Linked DNA regions of Homo sapiens: regions 1 and 2 are each linked to region 3. A link is a loop called in an ENCODE intact Hi-C map of the cell type or tissue named here. Cell type or tissue: dorsolateral prefrontal cortex. All regions are shown on one strand.

Evidence for each region. Hi-C counts contacts between places; a loop is a spot of excess contacts. Peaks named below come from ENCODE experiments on the same cell type or tissue, not always from the same donor. Only the 100,000 strongest peaks of a DNase experiment are listed, where the experiment ranks them.
Region 1: it touches region 3 in a loop (4-fold over the local background); 31 of 110 quality-filtered maps call a loop at or near these places.
Region 2: it touches region 3 in a loop (2.7-fold over the local background); 38 of 110 quality-filtered maps call a loop at or near these places.

What each region holds. Positions count from the first base shown.
Region 1 is chr9:112,094,572-112,102,571 of GRCh38, reverse strand. SUSD1 (sushi domain containing 1) reads left to right here. Exons shown (of 17, transcript NM_022486.5): 9 at 287-396; 10 at 3,910-4,102. Among named protein-coding and RNA genes, the nearest start is that of LINC02977, 58 kb to the right of the region's middle. RefSeq lists enhancers at 3,001-3,919, 3,920-4,839, 6,889-7,058 and a silencer at 4,561-4,680. In dorsolateral prefrontal cortex, CTCF peaks have their summits at 4,434 and 4,636 (motif pointing left); a DNase peak (open chromatin) is centred at 4,651.
Region 2 is chr9:112,438,864-112,446,863 of GRCh38, reverse strand. HSDL2 (hydroxysteroid dehydrogenase like 2) reads right to left here. Exons shown (of 11, transcript NM_032303.5): 8 at 5,094-5,165. Among named protein-coding and RNA genes, the nearest start is that of KIAA1958, 44 kb to the left of the region's middle. In dorsolateral prefrontal cortex, CTCF peaks have their summits at 3,237 and 3,439 (motif pointing left); a DNase peak (open chromatin) is centred at 3,456.
Region 3 is chr9:112,707,505-112,715,504 of GRCh38, reverse strand. The region is part of intron 2 of INIP (INTS3 and NABP interacting protein); the gene reads left to right. Among named protein-coding and RNA genes, the nearest start is that of INIP, 6.6 kb to the left of the region's middle. In dorsolateral prefrontal cortex, CTCF peaks have their summits at 4,007 and 4,215 (motif pointing right); a DNase peak (open chromatin) is centred at 4,222; H3K4me3 peaks cover 961 bases; H3K27ac peaks cover 2,032 bases.

The DNA.
Region 1 (8,000 bases), 610 kb after region 3:
TAAATATTTCATTTGATTAAGCAGCCTATGACATAAGAAAAGCAAGCTGAATTACTTGATTTTACAAACAAGGAGACTGAGGTTCAGTGACTTAGCTAAGGTAATTACAATTGAGAAGCTGGAGAGCCAGGACTTGAAGCTAAGTCTGCTGATGCCAGTTTTAATATTATTCCTGTTAAACACCCAATTGGCTCTCTTAAGGTGTCAGAGTTTCACTTGTACTCAGCCATGATGCATTTTGCTAAGATGGTGCAAGCTGTCTATAACTCTCTCTCTTGTCTTTTAGAAGTTGATCTCTTAGAAGATGATGGAAGTTTCAATATTTCAATATTTAATGAAACTTGTTTGAAATTGAACAGGCGTTCTAGGAAAGTTGGATCAGAACACATGTACCAAGTAAGGAGATCTCTTATGCTTTCCATTAAAGAATTGTGTCATTTAAAAATTTGGGCGATCTCCAAGTAAGTATCCAAAGTATTTAAAAATGAATGAACTTCTAGACAGTTTGTGATTGTTGTTTCTAGAGATGGATGTAAGATGTGAGATGGGTGTAAATGAGGTACTAACTTGAAGAAAGATACTATATTTGGTGACTTGCTATCATTTTCTGTGCCTGGCATTTCAAGCTTATATTTTATTTTAATGCATTAAACAATACAGCTTATTTTGCTATCAGATTCACATTTGGGCATGGAATTTATTTTTATTTTTTATTTTTATTTTTTGAGACTGAGTTTCGCTCTTGTTGCCCAGGCTGGAGTGCAGTGGCATGATCTCGGCTCACTGCAATCTCTGCCTCCGGGGTTCAAGCGATTCTCTTGCGTCAGCCTTCCTGAGTAGCTGGGATTGCAGGCATGAGCCACCACGCCCAGCTAATTTTGTATTTTTAGTAGAGATGGGGTTTCTCCATGTTGGTCAGGCTGGTCTCAAACTCCCAGCCTCAGATGATCTGCCCTCCTCGGCCTCCCAAAGTGCTAGGATTACAGGCGTGAGCCACCACGCCCAGCTGGGCATGGAATTTTAAGGAACTCTTTGGATGGCTATTGACCCTCATTTAACTTGATTTTTTCTTAAACATCATCAGTAAAATTGTAAGTAAATTCAGGCAGGAACTGAGATTTATTTTGTGTCATTTTTAGTGCCTAGCAAGTCATCTGGTAGAGAGCAAACTCAGTAAGTATTACATTAAAAAAATTTTTTTTTCTTTTTTGAGACCGAGTCTTGCTCTGTTACCCAGGTTGGAGTGCAGGGAGGCGATCTTGGCTCACTGCGACCTCCACCTTCCAAATTCAAGCGACTCTCGTGCCTCAGCCTCCCAAGTAGCTGAGATTATAGGTGTGCACCACTATGCCCTGCTGATTTTTGTATTTTTATTAGAGATGTCGTGTCACCATATTGGCTAGGCTGGTCTCAAACTCCTGACCTCAAGTGATCCACCCGCCTCAGCTTCCCTAGGTGCTGGGATTACAGGTGTGAGCCACCGCGCCCAGGCCAAAATTAATTAATTTATTCTATTTACCAGAAGTATATCACATATTAGGACTTGGAAGTTTCCAATTCAAACTGATAGAAATATATAGGTAAATAGGCAACTACAATATGGTATAATGAGTGCTTTGACAAAAAGTAAATTAATAATGGAATAATAAAAGTAAATAAGTATAAAAATAGAGATTTTATTTGTGTGTGTGTGTGTGTGTGTGTGTGTGTGTGTCCAGGTACAATTTTTTTGTTTTTTTTGAGATGGAGTCTTGCTCTGTCGTCCAGGCTGGAGTACAGTGGCATGATCTTGGCTCACTGCAGCCTCCCTCTCCCAGGTTCAAGCAATTCTCCTGCCTCAGCCTCCCTAGTAGCTGGGATTCCAGGCATGCCCCACCATGCCCAGCTAATTTTTGTATTTTTGGTAAAGATGGGGTTTTGCCATGTTGGCCAGGCTGGTCTCAAACACCTGACCTCAGGTGATCCAGCTGCCTTGGCTTCCCAAAGTGCTGGGATTACAGGTGTGAGCTACTTGCCAGGCCAGGTACAATTTTTTTAACCAGAAGCAAAGACTGTTATACTGAGTCATAGAAAGTAAGTAGGAATTGGCCAGGCGTGGTGGCTCACGCCTGTAATCCCAGCACTCTGGGAGGCCAAGGCGGGTGGATCACGAGGTCAGGAGATCGAGACCATCCTGGCTAACACGGTGAAACCCCATCTCTACTAAAAATACAAAAAATTAGCCAGGCGTGGTGGCGGGCACCTGTAGTCCCAGCTACTTGGGAGGCTGAGGCAGGAGAATGGTGTAAACCTGGGAGGTGGAGCTTGCAGTGAGCCAAGATCGCACCACTGTACTCCAGCCTGGGCGACAGAGCAAGACTCCGTCTAAAAAAACAACAACAAAAAAATTAGATAAAGGTTAATTTGTGTGACATGTGAAACACTTTTAAATTGACTGGAAAAAAGTCAATATTTAAAAGCGGTTTGCTAAAGAAAATAGACGTATTGCCTAAACACGCATGAACACATTATGCCTCACTAGTAAGTGGTCCAGAAGAATAGGGGACTGCCAGACCGTGGAGGAGCAGCTCTGACGATAGCATAGTCTAGGTTGTGGCCATGGATATGGGTGGCCAAAGTGGAGTGAAGGAAGTTCATAGCATTGAGCTCAAAGAACTCTGAGGCCAACATTTGATGGTTTATCTGTAAGGACCTTTAAGTTATCCAAGAGAATTCAAAGAGTTTGAGAGAGAAGAATCCTTATGAACCACCTGTCAGGGTCTTGGATGACTGTCAAAATTGATAAGAGAAGAGTTAGTGATTGATGGGAATAAGGAGGGATTGAGGGTGGTATAGACAATGGTGCTAGCATCAGTGGCAACACCGAGCATATGTCTCCACCAGCTAATGCACCCTAACTGATCAAGGGCTGATCATATTACTTATAGGACCTTCACGAAAGTTTTTTCCCTATAATTCCCTGCTGGAGCTGGCAGTGCGTAGAGGATGGTTAGGTGACAGTGTGTGATATGACTCCATGGATCAAAAGCCCTTTTACCAGAGGTCTAATAGGAAGGGTCCAGTGAAGTACCATGGCATTTGCTTTGAATGCATAATCTGGGGTGGTCCCCATATGTTTTTGTTTTTTTTTTCTTCCATGGGTAGGGTTAAGGAACCCACCTAGTTTAAGTACTCTGTTCTATGAGGCTTGTCCATGGATTTCTTACAATGAAAAGAAACTAAAAGAATTTTGGTTGGGTGCAATGGCTCACACTTGTAATCCCAGCACTTTGGGAGGCTGAGGTGGGCTTGAGGCCAAGAGTTTGAGACCAGCCTGGGCAACAAAGTAAGATCCTGTCTTTACAAATTAATTGTAAAAATAATTACCCAGGTGTGGTGGTGCATGCCTGTAGTTCCAACTACTCGGGAGGCTGAGGATCACTTCAGTCCAGGAGTTTGAGATTGCTGTGAACTAAGATTGTGCCACTGCACTCCAGCCTGGGTGACAGAACAAGACCCTGTCTCAGAAAAGAGACAGAGAGAGAGAGAGAGAGAGAGAGAGAGAGAGAGAGAGAGAACGAAGTATTCAGAAGGGAAGGAGGAAAAAAAATAATTTTGCCCATTAGCTCCAATGTAATCTCTTTCACTTGCGTTATAATCAAGGGATTATTTTGGAATAGACTAATATTTTCTTCATCTGAGATGTAGTTATGCATATTAAGCTTGGTCCTATACCTGATTGTGAGGACAGGTAAGGTAGCTTTGTCAAGTCCTTCCTCAGGTTAGCTTGCTATTGTCTTAAAAGTAATTCTAAGTGGGCAAGGATAAATAAAAGGAACTTTCTTGTTTTAACTCCATTTTGCTAATAGTCTAGGCACCTGTTAGTCAATGGAAAATCTAATGTAACACTTTCTTTTAATCTCATGACAGTTTACCGTTCTGGGTCAGAGGTGGTATCTGGCTAACTTTTCTCATGCAACATCGTTTAACTTCACAACGAGGGAACAAGTGCCTGTAGTGTGTTTGGATCTGTACCCTACGACTGATTATACGGTGAATGTGACCCTGCTGAGATCTCCTAAGCGGCACTCAGTGCAAATAACAATAGCAACTCCCCCAGCAGGTGGGTGTAGACGTCTTTCTTTTTTGTGCCTCAGGACAAATTACCTATGTGAATTGAGCAGTGTGGGCGGGCATAAGAGTGCTAGTTTGGGAGTCAAGAGACAGGGGTTCCAGTTCTAACAAACTTTGTTAGCTGCGTCTGGGGTTCAGGATGCCTGAATCTTACCACTTATCCCCTTCCCTGAAGGGTACTGGCTCATAGAGGGCACAGACCAAGGATAGACTGATTTATTCAGAGCTCCCTGGGAGTCCTAAGTTGAGAATTCCATAAAGCATTTTATCTCTCACCCCAAATTTAAGACAACTGAACCCTAAGGGTATTCATTATCGGCAAGTAGAACGAACTTCCAGGAGACCAGAAACGTGGGTCCCACAGTGTCAGGCACTGGCAGGCAATACAGCCTCAGGACTAGGCCACGCATAAGCAAATTAACTTGACATAGAGAACAGAGGCCTGATTAAGGTCAGGCTCCTTAGAAATTCTTCCCTTGCAGTCTTTTGAGGAAGCCACATAGGTGCCAGCTGTATTAACTCCACAGCTCCCCCTAGTGGGATGGCTGTGGTGCAGCCATCACTACTATTTCTTTTGTTCTTTAATCCTGTGGGTTTATCAGACAAATTTACGGGCAACCAGAAGAGGCTACCCCTTTGAAGGAAAGCAGCAGAAGAGGGTAGGTCCTGCTGCTACCTCCCTGAAGCCGCTCTGTGATATTCACCTCTGCTCTTTGTGGGTCAGGGTGGGCAGTTTGGCCTTTGCATTTAGAAGACTCTGGGCCGGGTGCGGTGGCTCACGACTGTAATCCCAGCACTTTGGGAGGCCGAGGCTGGCAGATCACCTGAGGTCAGGAGTTCGAGACTAGCCTGGCTAACATGATGAAACCCTGATTCTACCAAAAATACAAAAAATTAGCTGGGCATGGTGGTGTGTGCCTGTAATCCCAGCTACTCGGGAGGCTGAGGCAAGAGAATCACTGAACCCGGGAGGCAGAGGTTGCAGTGAGCCGAGATTGCGCCATTGCACTCTAGCTTGGGCAACAAGAGCCAAACTCCATCTCAAAAAAAAAAAAAAAAAAAAGACTCTGAAATGTGTTAGACACTCATGAGAGCCACGTAGCACCTGAGGCTGAAAATTAATTTTTTTTTTTTGAGATGGAGTCTCGCTCTGTCACCCAGGCTGGAGGGCCAGGTGCCATCTTGGCTCACTGTAACCTCCACCTCCTGGGCTCAAGTGATCCTCCTGCCTCAGCCTCTTGAGTAGCTGGGACTACAGGCGCATACCACCATGCCCAGCTAATTTTTGTATTTTTAGTAGATACAGGGTTTCACCATGTTGGCCAGGCTGTTCTCGAACTCCTGACCTCAAGTGAGGTCTTCCAATTCAGCCTCCCAAAGTGCTGGGATTACAAGTGTGAGCCACCGTGTCTGGCTTCAGTTTTTATCCTATTTTTTTTATCAGATTGAGCCTGGCACCTTGTCCTGTCTGTATCAGCAGAGTTTGCACAAGGAGCACCTCATGACATCATAAACCTACCCCCCAACACATTTTCAGCTGCATAGTAATGCTCGCAAATTGAATATGAATTCCCTCCAATTATTAAATTCTTAGAGAAATAAAAATCTATAAATAAAATCTAGCTGGGTGCAGTAGCTCACGTCTAATTCCAGCACTATGGGAGGCCAAGGCGGGTGGATTGCTTGAGCTCAGGAGTTTGAGACCAGCCTGGGCAACATAGTGAAACTCTGTCTCTATAAACAATACAAAAATTAGCTGGGTGTGGTGGCATAAGCCTGTGGTCCCAGCTACTTGGGAGGCTGAGGTGGGAGAATCTCTTGAGTCTAGGAGGTTGAGGCTGCAGGGAGCCGAGATTGCGCCACTGCACTTCAGCCTGGGCAATAGAGCAAGATCTCCTCAGATAAAGAAATAAGAATAAATAAATCCACCTCTCCTTGTAAAATAAACTAAAATGTAAAGGCATGAAGTCCCCAGTTTTTTCTATCCTACATCTTTTCTGCTGAGTCTTGGCCAGAGTGTCCTGCTGAGTGGAGAGTGTGTTCTAGCTGTTGAAACCTAGGAATCTTGTTTTGTAATAGATGCTACTCCTTTGGTGTATAGGAGACTGGCAAATGCTGAGGTTTTGAGGCAGGCACATACTTGGCATATTCTAGGAATGTCATGGAAACCAGTATGGCTGGAGCAGAGAGCTGGGGACAGTGGTGAGAGATGAGGTCTAAACTCTAGCATGAGTATAATAAATGAGAGGCCCATGGTGTCAGGTTCAGAAAGAAGCCTGTTGTTACCTTCTCCTTTGCCTCCCTAAATTACTAGTAGTAAGTATAATGTAGCATGCCATAGTTCAGCCTCTGTAGGTTACCAAGCAGTCTGGAGTCTACCACGTGTCAATTTAAACTTAAATTGGGAAATGTCTTCTCGTCAGGGTAGTTGGATTCATTTTGACACTGTACTCTCCTTGAAAATTTTAGACATTTGCAGTGGTGGCTCTAGGTCTTTCTTGATGCCCGTTCCAAAGATTAAAACCTTTCCATTTTCGTTGCTCCCTTGAGCCCTATTTCTACCCAAGCTTCACCATTGCTGAAGATCTTTATCTGTTTAGTGAAAGAGTCTCCCTTCTTTCTGGGCAGGACACCCCACATTTATCTTAGGAAACTCTTCAAGTGAAATGCATCATCTTGCATGCTTCCTTCCCTGTCTCCATTTCTGACTCTTTTCTCTGAATTTCTCTAAACCCAGAAAGATCCCCCAAATTGTTTTAGTTCTGGACTCCACAGGCTCCTATTATTGAATGTCTGCCTGTGAGTCCTACTTCCTGGTTAGGAGATTTTCCCTTTTGTCTCCCATGGGGAATTACCCTCAGCTGATCTGTGAGCTGCTGTTGGGTTTCCAGAACCTGAACTTTCACTGGTCTGATGAGGTCCAGGAAACCCCCTGGGCTAGTGGCATTTCGCCCAAGCCCTACCTTCTTGGAATTGAATTTCCAAGACTTAAATGGTCGGTGCTTCTTTGATGGAAACTGAAACACTTCTTGCTCCCGCTTCCTTTTCTGTATCAGAGAGATAAGCCTGCAATGTTCAAGGTCCCTCTGAGAACGTTCTTACTTAGCAGGTCCTGCTCAGCTCTAAGCCTTTACCCTTCCATTTAAGTTGTTTCTGTTCCGTCTTTATTGCCAGGTAGGACTCATACCTTTTGCTAGGTCTTAGTACTTTTCCTTCTCTATATTTGCTTTTTGTTTTCAGACTTAGATTTTTGTTCTCCTCACATATTACTTTGGAATCTGCCTCCGAGGTCTCTGTAGAGAAAGAATGATGTCACAGAGCTCTCGACCTGCCATAAACATCCAGTGTTAAAATACCTTCTTCCCACTTTCATTTTCACTAGGAGGCATTTCTTTCTATTCAGTTCGGCCTAAACCCAGGCCTGGGCTTTATCAATTTTCATTCTCCCTGGACCTTGTTTAATACAGCTCTATTTCCCAGGCAGATGTCCTTATAGCCGGTGCAATACCTGTTGCCCCATCTTACAAAAACAATGCCACCTTGAAACTCACTTAGTGATGCTTGAAGAATTCTACACTGATCATTCACTGATGATTCTCTTTTTAAACATGTTCACATTTCTTTAACTATAGAGTATCACAGTTCCAGTTATTAAGGAAGAAACGAAGAGTTCTCATTAATGCCTATTCTCGCTCCCCTATTTAAAACTTTTCCTTGTCATATTTTTCTAACTGGGCCAATATGATTTCAAATTTTCTTCTTAGTGTTATTTCCTTCACTTTGTTTCATTCCTCCTAATCTTATCGTTTCTCCCTAATCTTATCCTGTCTGCAAGACCAAAACCTGTTTTGTAAACTGACTTCATTCTATTTTCAGAGATGGGGAAA
Region 2 (8,000 bases), 270 kb after region 3:
CTTTTCAAGACACACTCAATGTGATTCCTCATCCTCATCTTTCAAATCCAGTTCCAAAGCTTGTAGCTCCCAAATAAGATAAGCAGACAGTAGGGGAGTCCTGCAGTGGAGCATCCTGGGAAGTACATGCCCCAAGGCATGGCTGACAAGGATGGGGAGGGGAAGAACCGTGGCAGCAGGGCATTCCAGGAGAGAGTAGTTTTTGTGTTTTTGTTGTGTTTCATGTTGTTTTTGAGATAGGGTCTCCCTCTGTCACCCAGGCTGGAGTGCAATGGCACAATCACAGCTTGCTGCAAGCTTGAACTCCTGGGCTCAAGTGATCCTCCCGCCTCAGCCTCCCAAGTACCTGAGACCACAGGTACATACCACCACGCCTGGCTATTGTTAAAAATTTTTTGTAGAAATGGGATCTTGCTATTGCTACATTGCCCAGGCTCATCTCGAACTCCTGGCCTCGGGCAATCCTCCCACCACAGCCTCCCAAAGTGCTGGGATTACAGGCATTAGCCACTGAGCCAGGCCTGGAGAGTAGTTTTAAACAGAGGAAGTAAAGGAAGGTCACATGTCAGCCTTGCACACTGGCCTGAGCTATTTGCCCAACAGGTGCCACATCTGAAACTACAGCTCAGAAAAAGGAATTCCTCCATATAGACAGGGAAGGGAGCCAAAAGCAACCTACACATTCCTGCCTTTGACTACACTAGCTCTAGAGATATCTCCTAATATGAGGAAGAATTAACAGAAAAAAAAAATAACCTGATGCCTATGAAAAAAATAATGTGCCACAGGCAATGGAGGCTATTCTGAAGAGCAAATATCTAAAACTAATTTACCATGAAACCTACAAGAATTCTTCCACACGAAAACTATATCATTATGATGTGTCAATACAGATTCATCAATTCTAACAAATGTACCACTCTGGTAGAGGATGCTGCTAAGGAAGGAAGTAATGCATGTGTGGGATATATGATATTTCTGTACCTTCTCAGTTTTGCTGTGAATCTAAAACTTTATGCTATAAAAAAAAATAAAGCTTTGGCCAGGCACAGTGGCTCATGCCTGTAATCCCAGCACTTTGGGAGGCCAAGGTGGGTGGATCACCCAAGGTCAGAAGTTTGAGACCAGACTGGCTAATGTGGCGAAACCCCATCTCTACTAAAAATACAAAATTAGCCGGGCATGGTGGCACACCCATGTAATCCCAGCTACTAGGGAGGCTGAGGAAGGAGAATTGCTTTAACCTGGGCGGTGGAGGTTGCAGTGAGCCAAGATCATGCCACTGCATTCCAGCCAGGGTGATAGAGACTCTGTCTCAAAAAAATAAATAAATAAAGCCTTAAAAAAAAAAACTATATGAAACAGGGACAGAAAGTTATATATAACCGGCTGTGATGAAAAGACAATAGGATAAAATGAAAAAGGAAGTGAGCACCATAGCAAATTAACCATTTGAGACAATATGGAACAGAAACTAAGCTATAGAACATCTTATCAGACTGTCCTTTTTAATACAGAGGACAAACTTAACAAGGTCTCCAGAATACAGAAGAGAAAGCCAGAACCAGTGAGAAATGGTGCTAACTACAGGGAAAGGGAAAGGGGAGCCAAGGTAAGAATAAGTGTTTCTGAGAATCCAGAACAACTGCAACAGAAGCAATTAAAACTGTAACTGAAGGAAAATAGGCCCAGCGCCATAGCTCATGCCTGTAATCCCAGCACTTTGGGAGGCCGAGGCAGGATGATTGTTTGAGGCCAGGAGTTTGAGACCAGCCTGGGCAATATAACAAGACCCCCTCTTTACAAAAAATTTAAAAATTAGCTGGACGTGGTGGCATGCACCTCTAGTCCCAGCTATTGGTGAGGCTGAGGTGAGAGGATTGTTTGAGTCCAGGACTTTGAGGGCTGCAGTGGGCTATGATCGAGCCACTGCACTCCAGCTTGGGCAACGGGGTGAGACCCAGTCTCTAAACCAAATAAAAAATAAAAACAAAAATAAGCTGGAAGTCAAAAAAAAAAAAAAAAAAAACAAGACTGAGTGGGCTCCCTGTGTTCCAGTGGAGAGTAGGGGTGGGGGGAATCAATGAAGAAATAATGGTATTGCATTTTCGTTTGTTTGTTTTTTGAGACAGGGGTCTCACTCTCTCACCCAGGCTGGAGTTTAATGGCTTGATCATAGCTCATTACAACCTCAAACTCCTGAACTCAAGTGATCCTCCCACTTCAGCCTCCCAAGTAGCTGGGACTACAGGCATGCACCATCACACCCAGCTAATTTTTGTACTTTTTGTAGAGACAAAGTTTTGCCATGTTGCCCAGACTAGTCTTGAACTCCTGGGCTCAAGCGATCCTCCCACCTCAGCCTCCCAAAGTGCTGGGACTACAGGCGTGAGCCACTATGCCTGGTTGATATTGCTTTTAAGATGGGAAGAAAAAAAAAACCCATCAATTTAAAACTAGGTCCATTGTCTACAATAATTACATATATAAGAGCTAACATACACACGACGAATACTGGAAAAGGTATAATGAAATGGTAACAGGGGTTATTATAAGTTGTTGGTGCAATAGAAAGGTGAACCTCTCCCCCTTTGGAAACAAGGGATACACATGGTTCTCAAAGAGCTGAACTATGAGAGGACATAAGAAATAAACTGAAAGAGGTAAGTTATAGCCCAGGCTACTATCTATATGAGTATATTAATATATCTACAGAAAAGGTCAGGTAAAATTGCTATTGACTGAACCACACAGAATCAAAAAAAGAGAGCTACAGAAGTAAATGCTCCTGCAGCATTAGGTGAGGGAAGTTAGCCAAAGGAATTTGAGTCTTCTAACCTTAAGGGTAAGAGCATTGCTTATGTGGAGATGGCTATAGGCAAAGTTATCCCTATCAAAGCCTGATGCCAGTAAACACTGATTTTACACTCTACCTATCTAACTCCCTTGTTCTGATTCCATGGTCATGAAATGACCTTCTGACTATGATTCTGTTTCATGCACAATTATATCCAAAGGAAGAGAATGTGCTGATCAAGCACCTACATGTTTAACCTATGAGATGGCAACTCTTTGTTATAAATTAATAAACTGGATTATCAGGGGAAAGAATGTGCTAATTTACGTATTTATTTGAGACAGGGTCTTGCTCTGTTGCCCAGGCTGGAGTGCTGTAGCTCAATCATAGCTCACTGCAGCCTCAAACTCTTGAGCTCAAGGGATCCTCCTGCTTCAGTCTCCTGAGTAGCTGAGACTACAGGCATGTGCCACCATGGCCAGCTAATTTTTTTTATTTTTTTGTAGAGACAGGGTCTCACCATGTTGCCCAGACTAAGAATATGCTAAAATTTAAAAGACTAAGTATTCAAGTGTTAGGAAAGCCATTTAAGTTTACTGGTTAAAGACATGGGCTTTGAAATCAGAGAAATATGAGTTTAAATCTTGGTTCTGCCACCTGCTGGCTGTGCAATTGCAGCTGTAAAATGAGGGGAGTATCTGTCTTGGGGATTAATGGTATTAAACAGGACAATGCATGTAAAGTACTTAGCACAGTGTTTGGCACATAGGAGGTGCCCAGTAAATATTTGTTGAATAAACAAAAAGAACATACATGATCAATAAGTGGTTCTTATTTAAAATTTGGAGTTTAAATGATCTCAGTTCATGCATGCCTTCTTCTAAAAGACAGATCCAACCTTAGGGCGTTGGGCAAAAATCGGAGTTTGGGACTTAACTAACTTGAAGACCAGACTCTTCTAGAGTTTGATAAGCTCTCTAGGTATTTTCCACCATTCTGTAAGAGGCCTTTTGAGAAACAGACTGACAGTCTTGTTTTTCCTGGTTTTAATACTCTGGGTAGTAGGATTATGAGTAACTATTTTCCTTTCTATTGTTTTAAATTGTCTGTAATACAAAAAAGTCCTTTTTATTACCTAAGTAATTTTTTTAAATTACCATAAAAATCTGGAAAAAGAAAAGATAAATAATAAAGAATAAATAAAAGAAAGCTGGAAATAAGGTTTGGCTCTAAAATGCATTGCAGTAAGGTGCCACAGATTTGCTAAAGGTATCAAGGAAATTCATCCCTACATTTTCTATCAGACTTCTAAAAAAAAAAATCGATGAGAGTCATAGCATCTATAAGATAAAAATAAGGTAAGGGCCCAGAAGAAGCACAGCCATTCTTATTAGTAAACCATGAGAGAAATTCTTCCCACAGGTATTCATTAAAGTGTTTCTTCAAGTAAGCCACTGGCAAAATGTCAGAACACAAAGTCTAAAATGTAAACTCTGGACCAATTCAAGGGCACTATTGTTTATGAATTACAGAAACAAAACAAAGTAAAACCCAAACCTCCTTTGAAGTTGATTTCTTTCATAAAATAGTCACATAACACAAACTGTGGAAATGGTGTTAGATGTATTTGATATATGACACACTTTTCCTCAAAATAACATATCAACATGAAATACCTAAAGACAGTGCAAAAGAAAATAAATAAAACCTAAAAAAAAGTTTTTTCAGACTTGTTTTTAACCAAACGCAAAGAATATATTAATAACTTCTTCTTTTTTTTTTTTTTTTTTTTTTTTTTGAGACAGGGTCTTGCTCTGTCACCCAGGCTAGAGTGCAGTGGCACGATCACGGCTCACTGAAACTTCAACTTCCCGGGATCAGGTGATCCTCCCACCTCAGCCTCCTGAGTAGCTGGGACTACAGTCTCGTGCCACCACGCCCAACGTATTTTTTTTTTGTATTTTTTTTGTAGAGACGGGGTTTCGCCATGTTGCCCAAGCTCGTCGCAAACTCCTGGACTCAAGTGATCCATTCGCCTCAGCCTCCCAAAGTGCTGGGATTACAGGTATGAGCCACTGTGCCCAGCCTTATTAAAACTTCTTACTGGTAGATGAACAAAACAACCTTCTTTACTAGAATTAACTGAGATCTCACATTACTTGTTTAGTTTAAAGTACAAAACAGTTTAAAAACAGAAGGCAGAAATGTCACTGTTATAGGATCAATTCCATATTTTGGAAGAAATACATAAGTTAGGATTTATATTTTCTAACATAAAATATAGTCTAGATCTTACCAGTTGATTCCACTTTCTTGCTAACTGCTTCTGGGTATTCATCTAAGAAGAAATCTGGTTGCAAAGGATGACCTGAAAAATTGACCCCAAACCATTAGGTTAATGTAACTACAACATAGTAAGATTTTAACATCTGTTTAATAAACATATCTATTTTATTAAAAATCTTTCTGGTGCAAAAGAAAAGGCCTCTGTGAGAACTGTCGAATGACCTGATCTTCATTAAATTAATTTTCTCATAATTCAGTTATCTTTCTCTCCTCTGATAAATTTTATCTTCAAGATTTAATCCCCAAAAGATCACCTGTTCTGTAAAGCCTTTACCTGCTCTCCCAGGAACCTCTGCCCTTCTCATCCTACACTGCTCTTCTGGCCCACATTCTTCCGAAGTTGTCAGGACTTATTTCTTACCTGCCGTCCTAAAAGCAGAGGGCCCCTTCTTAAGAAGGACTTTCTTCTCAGCATTAGTGCACTTGGGTCTCTTCTCTCTTTCCCTCTTCCTCTCACTCCATCATCATGAACACTAAGCTATCCTATTCCATCCTATTCCACTGGGTTATTATTATTATTATTGACACAGGGTCTCACTGTCACCCAGGCTGGAGTGCAGTGATATGATCTTGGCTCACTGCAACCTCCACCTCCTGGGCTCAAGTGATCCTCCTCCCTCAGCCTCCCAAGTAACAGGGACCACAGGTGCAAGCCACCATATCCAGCTAATTTTTATTTATTTATTTATTATTTATTTATTTATTTATTTTTTGAGACGGAGTCTCGCTCTGTCACCCAGGCTTGAGTGCAGTGGCACGATCTCAGCTCATGGCACCCTCTGCCTCCCAGGTTCAAGCAATCCTCCTGCTTCAGCCTCCCAAGTAGCTGGGATTACAGGTGCCCATCACTATGCCTGGCTACTTTTCATATTTTTAGTAGAGATAGAGTTTCACCATATTGGTCAGGCTGGTCTCAAACTCCTGACCTAGGATATCCACCCACCTCAGCCTCCCAATGTGCTGGGATTATGGGCGTGAGCCACCGTGCCTGAACACTCATTTTTATTTTTTGTAGAGATGGGGTTTTGCCATGTTGCCCAGTATGGTCTTGAACTCCTTGGCTCAAGCGATCCACTGGCCTTGGCCTCCCAAAGTGCTGGGATTACAGGTGTGAGCCACTGCACACAGCCTCCACTGGGTCTTATTTTCAGCTAATGGTTGTGGTTAGCAAATAGGTTAACTGTTTTAATTACACTGATAACTCCAAGACATGTGCACACTAGAAGATTTAAAGGCCACAAAGCCTTCAAAACTGTAGTACAGTGAGATGTTAACAATCTCAATTGTTCTCTTTTTCTTTTCTCTCTTTTTTTTTTTGACATGGGGTCTTGCTGTTTTGCCCAGGCTGGTCTCAAACTTCTGGGCTCAAATGAGCCTCCTGCCTCGGTCTCCTGCCTCTCTCTCTCTCTTTTTCAGAAGTTTAAGCAAACTTCTGGAGGGCAGGAATGAATTCATCTTTGTTATATCCTAATATCATAGTATCTGGTCATTTTAAGTTCTCAATACTTAATAGGATTTTTAATTTAAATAAAATTTTAAAACTTGCGCACAATTACACTGTGTCTTTAAAACCTAAGGTAATAATTATATTCCTGGGTACCAGGACCCGGAAGACCTGAATCTGGTCAGGTTCTGCCACCTATTAGCCATCTGCTCTTAGGCAAAGGCTCAATCTCTCTGAGCCTGTTTTTCCACTTGTAAATATTAACTACTAAATATTCTGAGTGTACTATATGCTGGGCACTGTGCCAAACACATTATACATTATCACATTTAGCCTTTACAAAAATCTTGTATGAAATGTATCATTCTCTTAAGTTTACCAATATGGAAATTGAGGCTGAGACAGACAAACTGGGTGACATGCTCAAAGCTGCATAGCAGTGAGCAGCAGAGCTGCAATATGAAGCTGGGTTGTCTTCTCCCAAATTTCGTGTTCTTAATCACTAAGCATTACTTTCCGTACAGAATTGTTATGCAGGCTAAATAGATAATGCATATAAGAGTGCTTTGTAAAACTATAATCCGCTATTTACTTTAGTTTGAACTGCAGAGATGAGCAGGGATGATACAAATATAAACGTGGTTTGTGTCATTTAGAAGCTCAGTTTAATGAATAATATTTAAAATATACTTTAGCGCAAATAAATATAACTCCTATGTATGGCTATATTAGAATACATCATATTCTATATGGTAAAAATCCATTATTATCATTATCATCCCCAATTTCAGAGAGGGAGAGTTACTTAACAAGAGGGCTTTCTAGAAGCTTCTCAGATCACTTTACTGTCCATGAGACAGAGCCTGCCCACTCATCTACACCATCTGTCATTAAGCTACTCTAAGAGACTGCGCTTAAGAGACAAATATTTAGAGAGTCCACAATCATAAATTATTTTAAACAAAAAAATTCATTACTGTGCCAGGTGCAGTGGCTCACGCCTGTAATCCTAACACTTTAGGAGGCCAAGGCAGGCAGATCACTTGAGCTCAGGAGTTCAAGACCAGCCTGGGCAACATGGTGAAACCCCACATCTACAAATACAAAAATTAACCAGGTGTGGTGGCACATGCCTATAGTCCCAGCTACTCTAGAGGCTGAGGTGGAAGGATTGCTTGAGCCTGGGAGGTAGAGGTTGCAGTGAGCTGAGATTGCGCCACTACACTCCAACCTGGGTGACAGAGTGAGACCCTTTCTCAAATAAATAAATAAATACATAACCCACTACTGTACCATCTGTTACCACATATTCTTGAACAAAATCTTTACTCTGTGATTTTAAGACCAACTTTAAAAAATAATTTTCATTTCTTATTTCGAGATTTAGAAGTGGCTAGTAACTGATCTGACTTT
Region 3 (8,000 bases):
ACTGTGCCTGGCCCAGTGTTTTGTGTTTTAAGCTAAGTGTTATTACAAAAGTCAAAAAGTTAAAAAAATTTAAAAGTTTATAAAGTAAAGTTACAGTAAGCTAAGGTTAATGTATTATTGAAGAAAGAAAAATTGAATAAATTTAGTGCAGCCTAAGTGTACAGTGTTTATAAGTATACAGTACTATATAGTAATGTCCTAGACTTTCACATTCACTCACAACTCACTCACTGACTCACCCAGAGCAGCTTCAGTCCTGAAAGCTCCATGCATCCATGCATGGTAAATGCCCTATACAGGTATACCATTTTTTGTCTTTTAAACCGTGTGTGTGTGTGTGTGTGTGTGTGTGTGTGTGTGTGTGTGTGTGTATGTATGTATGTATGTGTGTATTTTAAGATCTCAATTGGCTTTATTTGTGATTCTAGAATCAGGCAACACTTCATTTCATAAAATAGAATAAGTGTTCCCTAAACCATATTTTTACTGTACCTTTTCTATGTTGAGATACACAAATATTTAGCATTGTATTACAGTTGCCTACACTATTCAGTACAGTAACATGCTGTACACGTTTGTAGCCTTGGAGCAACAGACTGTACCGTACAGCCTAGGTTGTGTAGTAGGCTATACCATCTGTGTTTGTGTAAGTACACTCTGATGTTTGCATAACACAAAATCACCTAACAATGAATTTCTCAGAATGTATCCCTGTTGTTAAGCAACATATGATGGTAGATCTGACATTGGATCAGATATACAACATCCTTTATATTATTAATCTTATATTTTAATCTATTTTAAGATTATTTACATTGAAATTGTATTCACATTATTCACCTTATGGCCTCTTCTGACATCTATGTTCGCTTGCTCTTTTACTTGAAATCAGAACCACTTTTAAAGAAGTTTTATTGTCATCACACATTATCTGTGCCTTTATCTTCATTGCTGTAAAAACTTTTGTACACATTTCACCTGTGTTAAGATAGCTCCAAAACAAATCAAGTCAGACACATTTGCTGCTATCAAGGAGTTTTTATTTTAAAATTTGTATAAAAGTAAAATTTACTCTCTATAAAGTATTGAATCTCACTTGGCAAGTAGTTAACCACTTAACTACTTGAAGGACGCCTCTATTTCCGTTCTGTATCAAGTCTGAATTCCTGTTTGACTCTATGTATGTTTGACCCATCTTCATATTTTTAAATTACTCATCTCTGTTCTGATTTTTTTAATCTTGGTTTTGTCTTAAACTTATGGACTCTTAAAGTGTATACTCATTTGGTCCAGCTTCTTTCATTGACCATACTGTCTGTGAGATTCATCCATATTGTGCATGGATCAGTAGTTCATTCCTTGTTATTGTGGGGTAGTATTCCATGGTATGACTTTATCACATTTTGTTTATTCATTCTTCTGTTTGTAAACTTTGGGGTTGTCTCAGTTTTGGCTGTTGTGAATAAAGCTGCTATGAGCATTTATAAGTCTCTTTTGCAGGTACTTTTTTTTTTTTTTTTGAGATGGAGTTTTGCTCTTGTTGCCCAAGCTGGAGTGCAATAGCGTGATCTCAGCTCACTGCAACCTCCACCTCCTGGGTTCAAGCGATTCTCCTGCCTCAGCCTCCTGAGTAGCTGGGATTACAGGCGCGTGCCACTGCGCCTGGCTAATTTTTTTGTAGAAACGGGGTTTCACCATGTTAGCCAGTCTGGTCTCGAACTCCTGACCTCAGGTGATCCGCCTGCCTCGGCCTCCCAAAGTGCTGGAATTACAGGCATGAGCCACTGTGCCCGGCCTCAGATACCTTTTTTTTAAGAGACAGGGTCTTGTTCTGTTGCTCAGGCTGGGCTCTGAGGTGGATGAAGCTCACTGCAGCCTCAAACTCCTGGGCTCAAGTGATCCTCCCACCTCTACCTTCCAAAGTGGTGGGACTGCATGCATGCATCACCATGCCTGGCTAATGTTTTTATTTTTTGTAGAGAGAGGGTCTTGCTTTGTTGGCTGGGCTGGTCTTGAACTCCTGGCCTCAAGAAATCCTCCCACCTCGGCCTCCCAAAATGTTGGGATTACAGGCATGAGCCACCATGCTGGGCCACTTGTACCATTTTATTATTTTAGTATATGCGCTTCTGAAGAGAGCTCTCTTTGTACTGTTTTATATTCTCTCCAGCAATATGTGAATATTCTGGTTGATTCACATTTAGTGTTGTCAGTCGTTAATTTTAGCCATTCTAGAATGTATGAAGTAGTATCTCATTGTAGTATTAAAATGCATTTCCTTGATGACAAATGCTGAGCACTTTCGTTGTACTTATTGGCCATTGTAAATCTTCCTTTATGAAGTATTTGTTCAAATCTTTTACTCATTTTTTAAAAATTGGGTTATTTCTTTTATTAGCAAGTTGTTTTGTTTTCATTCTTCGGTCTGGATACAAGTCCTTTGTCAGATATGTTTTGCACGTATTTCCTCCCAGTCTCGCTTGCCTTTTCGTGTTCTTAATGGTGGTGTTCTTATCCTGTATGTAATGTGTTATTTTTCTCTGGCTGCTTTTAGGATTATCTCTTTGTATTTCAGTGGTCTGACTATGGTATGCCTAGAGGTGGTTTTCTTGTTTGGGGTTTGTTGAGCTTTTTGGATCTGTAGGTTGATGTCTTTCACTAAATTTGGGATGTTTCCATCCATTATTCAAATACTCCAAGGCTCTGCTTATTTTTCCTCAATATTTTTTTCTGTGTTTTTCTGATTGGATAATTTCTAATGCTCTAACTTTAATAACTTCTGCCATCTCCAATCTGCTGTTCATTCAATCCAGTGAACATTTTGTTTCAATTTACTTTTTAGCTCTAGAATTTCCACTTGGTCCTTTTCCATAGTTATACTTCTTTGCTAAAATACCCCTTTTATTTATTATGTCTTTTTCCCTTAAGTCTTTGAACATATTTATAATGGCTGATTTTAAATCCTTGACTGCTAATTATATCATTGGGGTTATCTTGGAGTTGGTTTTTGTTGACAGCATTTTGGTGCATATGCATCACGTTTTCCTTTTTCTTCTTATAAGTTGTGATTTGTTATTGGGTACTGGACATTGTGGAAACTCTGGATTCTGTTATATTCTTCTGAAATTGTGATTTTTGTTCTAGCAGACAGCTTGACTCAACTCATACTCAACTCCAAACTCTTGTCTCTCCTGTGTTGGGCAGAAATCTTGCAGTGTTTTTCAGCTTCCACCTGCTGCTTTATTGATGGGCTGCCTGGGATCTCCCCTGGATATGTGTAGTTCAGCAGTGAGTGAAACTTTGAGTGGATTTTATATGCATGAATTGGGCTTTATTCCTTCTGCCTCTCCCTCAAGCCTTGCCCCTAATTTTTTTGCTACTCTGTCAGCCCTAAACTTGAGTTCTCCTCTGACACCTCAAGCTAGTAAGGTGAGGCTAACCAAGCTGTTAGTGGATTGGGGAATGCTTCAGGCAAAAGGCCACAAGTTCCCAAATCTCACCAGTTGCAGTTTCTGCCTGATACTGGTCAGACTCCAGTGCCTTTAAGTAGTGAATTTTTAATATTTTAGTATTATATTTGTGGCAGGATTAGACCAACCAGACTACTCTGCCAGTACTGGAAATTGAAAGCTTGCTGATTCTGTTTTAGTTTATTAGTTATATTTAGGACAAACTAAAGGTTACATGAGTTTCGTAGAATTATAGTATTGTAAAAAGCAAGTTGTGGTGACAGCTTTCCCAGCAGTAACCAGCTAATACCATTCTGTTCTCCTCTCACATAGCCATGTGCGATTTGTGTGCTCTGTGGACTAATCATAGGTCCACATTCCCTTGTGGTTGTTGACCTCTTTATTTTTCCATTAAATTATAAGGGCCCATATTAAAAATAACTTAATTTGAGCTCAGATGAAAACTAAGAGAAGACTATTTTGGAAAGATAACATGCTGCTAAAAACCACACAATGCACTGCAAATGAAAATAAATTTTAAATTATCCCACTATTCGCACAGAGATTTACAATATGCTGGTTACTTTTTTCGTAGTTGTAGTAAAAACGCAATCATTTTTAGTATTGCCTTTGACTGACCCATAGTCAGATCCACTATGAAACATCCCCTAATCTAAATAGAAATGAATTTAGATTAGCCCTTTGGCTTCCGTTGCTCCTTTGTCAGGGATTTTTGTTGATGTCATGGAACTGCTGCTACTAGGAACCAGCAGAGGGAGTCCACATCATGTTCTAGAGACTCCCGGACTCCAGTGAAATTTTAAAATTCTTATTTATTCAGATCTATTGTATTTTTCTCTCTCTCTTTAATTTAATTTTTTTTTAAGAGGCAGGGTCTCGCTCTGTTGCCCAGGCTGGAGAGCAGTGTTGTGATTGTAGCTCCGTGCAGCCTCCAACTCCTGAGCTCAGCATCCCAAGTAGCTGAGACTATAGGCACATGCTACCACGCCTGGCTAATTTTTTTTCTTTTTTTTTTTCCTGTAGAAACAGGGTCTCGCTTTGTTGCCCAGGCTGGTCTTGAACTCCTGAACTCCTGTTCTCAAGCAGTTCTCTCACCTTGGCTTCCCAAAGCATTGGAATTACAAGTGTGAGCCACCATGCCCGGCTGTATTTTACTTTCTGTAGTAAATCATTTCTGTACTGTTTGTATGTATAAGAATTACTTAATATGGAGATTAATACCAAGGGCCTTAATTATCTTAAAATGATAACTGAAAGAACCATGATTTAAAAAAAATCTTTATGTGTTGTAATTTATTAATGTAAATAAATAGATTTTACTTATTATGTCTGGTGTAGAGAACAATTCCGTTGTGTTGGGGACTAAGCCCTCTTTCAGATCTAGCAGTCTTTCATGCCGTCATAGTAATCAGGACTGCTAAATTTCATACGCCCTTGACAGTCACTGCAGTCCCATGTTCTTCATACTGTCCAATGTAGTGTAGAACATTTGGTAGGCTTTCAATCATGAGAATTTTAGTATGCAGAGGCAGATTGTCAACCTGGGGTTTGGACAAGGTACCAAAAGCAGCACAGAGTCTTTCATTATTGGTAAATATCAAGGTCCTATGATGATGTGATGGCATTGGATTGGTTCAGCCTGATTTTAGAGAGACCTGGTGAAATACTGAGTAAGGAACATGAATTCTTTTATTTTTTTCAATTTTACAGATATCTGAAAATGCTTATAGTAGTAACTATAAGATCTGCAGATCAGGTAGTAGGAACTATTGATTTTGGGCCAGTCCAGGTGCTCTCAGCTGTGATTTCAGCATGCTGCATAGGAGTAGAATGGCAAGGCTCCTGGGAAGTGTCTTGTTTGACCTCAGACCCAAGTACAAGTCTTCACCTAAACCATATATGGTCCAGAAGGAAAGCAAGTTTATTCTTCACGTTTATACTAAAGTATGCCACCTCTCAATTAAGAGTTTGTCCCAGTGCAGTGATGCATAAATAGCATCTGAAAATTCTTCTATTTGTACCTTTTTAAAGATGAGAGTTTGTATGCAAAGACACAATTTGGAGTAGGTTTCTGAAGGCTAAATCTCTTTTTGTTGCATTTTAATTGCTATGGCAAAGAGAATGAATTAGATTTCTGATGCTAGGCTTGACCTGTAGGCTCCAGATTGAAATTGTAACTGGGAAGAATATTATGTAAAGTAATCTGAGACTGTTTGTGTAGTTAGGAGAGAGTATAGGATCCACACATGCACTCAGACTGGCCTGGGAGTTCTGAAATGTGAATGTAATTAGAAAGCTGCATGCCAATTAGTTGTGGCCTATCTAATGAAAAACTTCACTGACAGAGAATTGTCAATGTGGGATGACAGGAATCTAGTGATGTTAACCTGATGACTAGGGAGAAAGAATGCTAGATAATAATAACAATAATAGTGTGTATTTATTAAGCAACTACCATGTGGCAGGCAGTGTTCTAGGTCTTTTACTTATATTTTTCTGTATTTCCTGTAACCACCCTTTGAAGTGTTACTGTTATCCCCTTTGGTCCTGAGGCATGGTGAGGTAGTTTTCCTAATATTCAGTAGTAAGTGGTAGTGCTGAGGTGAGAACCCACGTTGATTCCATGTCCCACGTTCCTTATTCATTCTGTTTTCCCATACCGCCCTTCAGTAGGGGGAATTACAACATTCTGATGATAGATCTGATAGGAAACCACTGGGCGCTTGAGACAAGGGGCAAAAGACCTCTTCTTGATCTTTATTGGGATTAATCTAATCGTCTACATTGGTTATTAAGCAGAAAATGCTTTAAATGAAAAGGGCCTGTGAGTTTATATGTGAGAAGAAAAGAAAAATAAGTGGGGAAGAAAGGTTGATTCAAGCAGAAGATACATCATCATCTTACAAACCTCAATGGGTAGAAAAAGTGGCAGTAGTTTTAAAGAAGTAAGTCCTTAGGTCTAGGTGAAAGAGAATGTGAACACAGATCACCTGAGCAGACATTAGGGCTTGATTCCTTTTCTTTGTTACGTATTTTTGGTAAACTCTGAAAGGTGGCTAATGATTGAGTAATTTTTTAATCTTGCAAGATATAGGAAACATTCGTCATTAACTAGATTTAGGACAGAGCAAGAAAATGGATTCTTTCCTAGAATCCATTTAGAGACCCTGTCTTTGAAAAAAAAAAAAAGTTAATAAAAAAAATTAGCTGGGCATGGGGCTGAGGTGGGAGGATCGCTTGAGTATGGGAGGTTGAGGCTGCTGTGAGCCCTGATCATACCACCGCACTCTAGCCTGCACAACAGAGTGAGACCCTGTCTCAAAAAAAATAAAGAAAATGAATGCAGCCCTGTCAACATCTTGATTTTAGCCCAGTGAGACCTCTGACCTATAGATCCATAAGAAAATAGATTTGTGACGTTTTAAGCCACGAATTTTGGGTAATTTGTTACAGCAGCCATAGAAAACTAATGCATATTTAACTGCAAGAACCAAAAAAATCTAGGAACCCTCCATGACACCTTCTTCCTCATTCCTTCATATTGAATCCATCACTCTCCTCCTGATTTAACTTCCTAAATAGCTATTGGATCCGTTTGTATCTCTGCATTTCCATCCACTAAAAACTTTTATTATCTCTAGCTCTTTCTACTGTGATAGTTTCCTGACTATTTTCTCTTGTCTATTCTCAACATTGCAGTTAGAGTGATCTTTTTAAAGGGGGAAAGTTTATTTTGTTCCTCACCCCTACTTTTATGCCTTAGATTTCAGTTCAAGCATCACTTCCTTTGAAAGCCTTCTCTGACACTGCTCCCCCCGCTTTCACGCTAGGTCAAGTTTATTTAGCATTCATTCCTACAATAATGATTGTTATAAATGCTCATCAAATGGTTTCTTTATTTCAGACTACTCATGTTAGATTTTAATTACACATTCATTCATGTGATTATTTGATTGATCTCTATTTTCACTGGACAGTTTGAAAACCATGAAAGCTAGAATCATGTCAAGTTTTGCCTTATCATTGCATCCTTAGAACCTAACTTTGTGCCTGTATGTGATAGCATGAAAGACTGCTAGATCTGAAAGAGGGCTTAGTCCCCAACACAATAAATATTTGTTGAATCAATAAATAACTGAAAACATGTTAAACATGTTAATAGTGCCACAGTGACGTTGCTCTAGTACTAAACATAGGTGTCTCAACTATGGTACTTTAATGTACTATATAGTTGTGAAGAGTATATAGCTTGTAGGATAACCACTTGACAGGATTTAAGTAATCTTTTAAAAATTATTGTTATGAAAGTGTAGTAGATTGTCCATAACTGCATAATCAAAATAATTTTCACTTTTAGCTTTAGATTTTTTTTACAATAAGAAGAATTTCAGTTAGTCTTTAAGTGTGATAGAGCTGTTAAAGGAAAATGAGTATCAGCTCTTAGATTTTAAATGCAATCTGATGTAATGCTAGTTACTTGAGAATGTTTTTAGTGACAAAGAAATGTGCGGGAGGAAAAAAAAGAAATGT